2 separate regions of the Homo sapiens genome follow, and region 2 is linked to region 1. Evidence: chromatin loops called from intact Hi-C (ENCODE). Cell type or tissue: GM12878. All regions are shown on one strand. Links, peaks and the distances in the headings refer to the core of each region. The heading gives the core; the rest is flanking DNA. Region 1 has its middle 370 kb from the start of LINC01826. Region 2 has its middle 210 kb from the start of LINC01826.

Evidence for each region. Peaks named below come from ENCODE experiments on the same cell type or tissue, not always from the same donor. Only the 100,000 strongest peaks of a DNase experiment are listed, where the experiment ranks them.
Region 2: a loop joins it to region 1, with 2.1 times the contacts of the local background. A loop is called at or near these places in 1 of 110 quality-filtered maps.

What each region holds. Positions count from the first base shown.
Region 1 is chr2:122,705,999-122,708,923 of GRCh38, forward strand. No RefSeq gene overlaps it. Among named protein-coding and RNA genes, the nearest start is that of LINC01826, 370 kb to the right of the region's middle. RefSeq lists an enhancer at 1,484-1,533. In GM12878, for the core only: no CTCF peak of the experiment used is centred there; a DNase peak (open chromatin) is centred at 1,403; H3K27ac peaks cover 1,530 bases.
Region 2 is chr2:122,861,826-122,864,750 of GRCh38, forward strand. No RefSeq gene overlaps it. Among named protein-coding and RNA genes, the nearest start is that of LINC01826, 210 kb to the right of the region's middle. In GM12878, for the core only: no CTCF peak of the experiment used is centred there; a DNase peak (open chromatin) is centred at 1,866.

The sequences.
Region 1 (2,925 bases), core at 152-2,651:
CTCTTGTCTTGCTTATGCTTAGCCATTGATGTGACTACATACATTCATCTGACACCATGTGCCATATAAGCGATGCTTAATCTTAGGACTCAATCTGGACAGAACCCACTCATGGCAGGGCTGCTTACATCATAGTCTAGATCTCTGAAGAGCCCTTTTCTGTTCTGGGTCACCCTCAAATCTGCCAGCCTTCTGCACGATTAAATTATAGGCCATAGCAATATTCTCGAGTGTAGAAAACGCTGTTTCCAGATCCTGAAGAAGTCTACCAGGTAGAATGATTCCTTCTCTGTGGTGGTAGGTGAGAGATGCAATAATTTGCTTTTTACATTGGCTAAGATGTCCCATCATATACCTAACCTATGTGTCCTAAAAATTATAATGAGATGAGAGGCCCTTGAATCTTAGCAGGATTCATCTCCTTCACTCAAAAGTGCACACATTTACTAAGGTTTCTGACATGTCATTGAAATTGCCTTTCAAAAATTGTAACAGTTAGATAAATCTAACATAGCTGACTCTGTCTTGTTTCTAACCTCGCAAGCAAACTGCCTTTGCCCATCCGTACATGTAGGACAAGCTAACTATGGGAAGAATTTAGTTTATAGTTTAAAGCAAGAATGATAGTAGTCTCTTCCCAAAACTAATCTCCCACTTATTCAGGTACTGAAGTCGCTCCTTGTAAAGCTAATAAAAGGCCATAATTTTAGAATTACAGTAAGATCCTGAATTCTGCTAATGCTAGGCATAGTTAAATAATAACTAGTCATTGTCTCCTAATAGATTTACTGCTCAGGAGTCATGTAGCCAGAGGTCACAAAATTTGTAACTTCCCTAATTGCCCCGAGAGACAGCATTGCTATTGCAAAACCTGACTGGTGTTTGCAATATTTTTTAGAGTTTGCATTCTTTGGGCCAACAGATGCCAACCAGGCTCATGACCCATATCAAAAAACTGACTCAACTGCTCCTGTGACAACCCAGAAACTGACTCAGTGCACGAAGGCAATTTTGATGCCCGTATGATTTCATCCCCAACCAAGCAGCAAATCAAATTCCATAGCCCCTTGCCCACCAAACTGTCCTTAAAAAAAACCTCACCTCCAAGTTCTTAGGGAGGCAGATTTGAGAATTATCTCCCATTCTCCTCACTTGGCTGGCCCTGTGATTATGGAACTCTGGGCTGCAACACCTGCTATGCTCAATGTATTGGCTGTTTTGGAAACAGTGGGCAAGAAGAACCTGTCAGGCTGTTATGTTCCCAGACAGAACTGGGGTCCAGCTGCTTGTTCTCATGGTTCAATCATAAGATGCAAACAGACTGGGCAAGAAGGGAGTTTCTGCAACCAGTTACAGGGAGAAAACCAGAATAACTCAACAGACCAACTCAAAGTTACAAGTTTTTCTCCAGTGCTTATAATACATTCAAACCATATGCCTACGTGTGGGAAAGCACCTACAAACTGAAGTGTTTCACTCTGTCTAATCTTTAACTAGGGTTCAGATCTGGAAATTACTTCAGAGCCTAGGAACAATTATGTAATCTAAAGTGGGTCTTGGTACAAGGTGTGCAAGAATGCCTCCTTTTATTAATTAAACTCTAATGTCTGAGAAAGCCCAGGTGGGGTCTTAATGGACTTGTTTTTACATTCTAACCCTTGTACTAAGGCACCAGTTTCTCCAGTTCTTTAATGCTTAAGTTATACACTCATCAGATTTACACTAAGGTGGTGGTGAAGGATGACTGCCCTGGTTGCTAATGGAGACCTGGCCTGCCACAATTACACTAGTTATTTCTTACTCATTCCTCAGTTAGCATCATATCATTGATGGAGTGGATCATGTGATGTTGAGTGAGATGCATAGATAATCTAGATTTCCTTGGACTATATTTTAACAGAGGTTGGGGGCAGTTAACATAATTGTGGGACAAAACTTGAAACATTTGCTGTCGTTCCTGCCTTGTGAATGTGAATTTTTTCAGAACTGCTTTTTCTGCTAAGAATAGAAAAGAGTGTATTCAATAAATCAATGGCCAATTATAGGTACCTTAGACCAAGCTAATGTGCTTTTGCAAGGATTCCATATTTGGCATGGTGGCTGCAATTGTGGCTACTATTACTTTGTACTTTGTAGTGGCAGCTTAATATCTTCCGTTGGGATCTGTTTGGTTACTGCAGGAATCAAACTGGTAAATCATGGTGTTTGTTGGGACCACCAGCCTATGTCCTTTAGATCCTGAAGGTGCTTCTATTAATACTTTCTGCCATCCATCCCCTGAGAGTCACCAGCTGCCCAATGCAATATTGTTTTAGAAATACCATCTAGATAATGTAACTCTGTGTCCCATCATGCAAGGCTTGGTAATATATTTACTTTTGTGTTTACTTTTCTTTCTAATCCATTATCTATTTCTCAGCCAATATGAGCTTTTTAAAACACAAATGAGATTATTTAATTTGTCTGCTAAAAATCCCTCAATGGCTTTCTACTGCCCTTCCAATAAAATCAGAATCTCTGATTAAAAACTAACAATTCTTATGATTTTTGACCCTGACTAGATTTTTGGCCTTAAAATACATGATCGTCCACCTCTAGCACAAGCCTCCAGTCATAGGATTTTTTGCATCTTAAACACAGCACCTTTCCCATCAGGGCATTTGGACTTGCCTTTCCCTCCGCTAAGAGTGCTTTTCCCAGCACACTGAAGGAGGGCTTGCACTTCATCTTTTTATTTTCAACTCAAATAATACATCTTCATGAGGTCTTACCTGACCACATAGTCCCTGAAAGGTTCACCGAAAAGTCACTGGCATGAGGCACATTGATTAATAGGAGAAGAGACATAAACATTTATTTAACTTCTATACGTGGGAGCCTTAAGAATGAAGACCAGCTTCCCAATGAGTTACAGAAATGTATATA
Region 2 (2,925 bases), core at 317-2,816, 160 kb after region 1:
GAGTACAAGCATAGTGCTAAGTATTTAAATGAGAATGTTATCAAATGAACTTAATTTTTCTTGTCCTGTTGCAACCAGATTATTTTTACTATGTAAGATTTATTAAAACATATTTTCAATTATGCTGGGAAATTTAAATGAGGCAAGCATTCCACACATAATATTGCCTCCCAATAAGGTTGACATTTACAAGATGGTGAGTAACATTTTGTGTGCTTATTTCTTAACTACTTTTGATTTTGTCAATACAAGATAAATTAGCCAAAATCAGGCAACTATGTTTAGGCATTTGTATTAATCAGGTGCTCCATCTTGTCTGCAATATTGATAGGAATGTTTAGCAACTGTGCCAAGTAGACTGAGTGGTAAAAATGAATACAGATTTTGCTATAAATTGCAAATAAGTACAAAATTAATCTGATTGACTTAATCAGGAATACAGAAAAACATTAGCATTTCAAGTACTTCTATTTTGATTTGCAGGATTCATTGGCCATGTAAAACAGCAATTCTATAAATCCTCAGAAGAAATAGCAGAACTGCTTTTACAAATTAATAATGTTTATGTTGTGTAAAGTCATTTTAGACAGTGCCAGTTTGGTGTTATTGTTTAGGAAAAAACTGAGCCTTGTAATGAAAAATAATTGTTCCTCTGTCATAGGAGGGGTTTAAGACATATTCCTTGATTGAATGTTTGATATAGGCTCAAGCACTGGTGGGAAGTTAAAGCGTTCTTGGTATGACCTCTTCTGCTTGTCCCTGTTGACCAAGTTCTTTAACTTGGACACAACTCACCACCCCACAAACCCTCTCCTGGTATTTTGTGTTGGGGTTCCTACAGTAAATATCAGTTACTGGAGAAAAGGACTTTTCAAAGAAGCATGCCTAGTACTAACACTCAACATTCACATTCCATATTTTCTTTTAACCAACTGTCTAAATAAGTATATATTGCACGAATATTCAGTTTTAATCTATCGTAATGTTCTCAATTATTCTTTGAATTAGCTAGTTGCTATTATTGAGCTGATTTAGAATTAATCAGTTTTTCTGAACACATTTGTAAGAAGAAACAATTTAATCTTTTCCCCATTTTTACACCTCAAAATTATCTTAAGAATTCATTTACTTTTGAGACAGAACCATTTCTAGTTTCAGTACCACTTTTGAAAGAGTACACATATAGGTAGATCAACTTTGAAAAAATAACACAATAGGTAGTGTATATAGGATATATTGTATAGAAATAGGAGGAAACTTTCCTGTAATAGGAAAGGAAACTTCCGTCTTCTGTTTGTTAAGAAATATTTGAGAGATCTCACCATCCTGCCTTCTTGCTTTGGCCAAATTGAATAAACCTTTCTCTATCTCTCAGCACCTATGTGTCATGTTTGGCATTAGCTACACATCCCATACAGGAGCCTGAATTTGGGCTTCTACAACATGAGGGTGGCCTCTAGAAACAACCTTAAGAGCCCCTTGCAGTAACCCAAACAGGAGATAATGGTAAAAGAACTTTTCCCTTTCTAGGATGCTTTGTAGAATAAAACATTTAGATGTGTTGGTGACAGGCTGGGAGGCTGGGAGAAAGGGTAAGCAAGACCACTTCAAAGGATTTATTGCCTCTGAAAACCAGGAATGTTAAAGCTGTTATCTACTGTGAGAGGGACTAGGTTGTAATGAGGGTAGGATCAGGAGTTGGGTTTTGGACTTGCAACATTTGGAATGACTACTGCCATCCCAGTGGCATTCAGTGAGCTCCACCCATGAACACCAAGCAAAAGGAGGCAAACAGGAGACAGTGTCAGAAACAGAGGATGCACCGGCAGAGGTGAAAGCAAACAGCCTGAAACTGAAACATAACTGGAAGAGTCAAGCTGCCGCTTCTCATGATTAATTTTAGTTCTGTGTGGGCTAAGGCTAATTAGTAATGTAAGAATTACATGAGCAGGACTGAAAAGTATTTCCCCAGCCGTGGCATCTGGCTCCTTAAAGGGTTGTATTGGCAGCTCTATGGTGCTCTCCAAATCTGGCATATGGCTGAAATTGGGTTTTGGCAGGTGTGACTTGTGCCCTTGTACCTTTTCATTAATGCATCCTGTGTTTATTGGAATAAAAATGGTATTGAACATAATCCATTTCTAAGGGAAAGCAACCTCAAAATGATATATGTTTGCGAACATAAATAACATTTAATAATTAAATGTCATTTCTAACTATTAAAAGTGCTTGCATGTGGATTATTAACCAGTTGACAATCATTCATGGGAAGGTCACTATGCATATCTCGTTATTGTAAAGGAGTGATAAAAAAAAAGGTTGATCATTATTGGGTATTGGATCTGCACACTGATTAGATAGGAGGGGTCCCAAGGGAGAGGCGAAGTTGGCCAGCAGTGGGGTGAGCACGGGGAGTGTTGGGGCAGTGGCTGTGTACCAGTCATATAGTCAGATTATGACACTTGAGCAGCCCTTTGTTTCTAGTGTTTTCCAGCTAATACTTACACTGGTTTAAGCAAGGTATCTTACAGGATTCTCTCAACAATCTGGTGGTTTGTGTTTCTTTGGCAATTGAAATAGATGCCCAGAAAAGTTGTGATTTTCCTAAGAACATCCAGCTGGCTGTGAGCAGTACTGAACTCACATCCAGATGAACTGGACTAGAAGAGCAGGCTACATGTTTTTGAAATTTCTAAGGATTGTTAATATTCAAATCTTCTTTCTCAACCTGGTCATATAATCTCTGATATCACCTCCTTAAACTCATCTAGTAATATTTCCCATCTTCAGAGCCTAAATGTCAAATGTCATCAGTTTTATGCTTTTATCTTACAATAATATAAAATAAAATGACTTTACTCAAACCACATTGCAAAAGCATTTTTCCAGCATATTAACCTTTTTATAATTGTTGATATGGAAGAG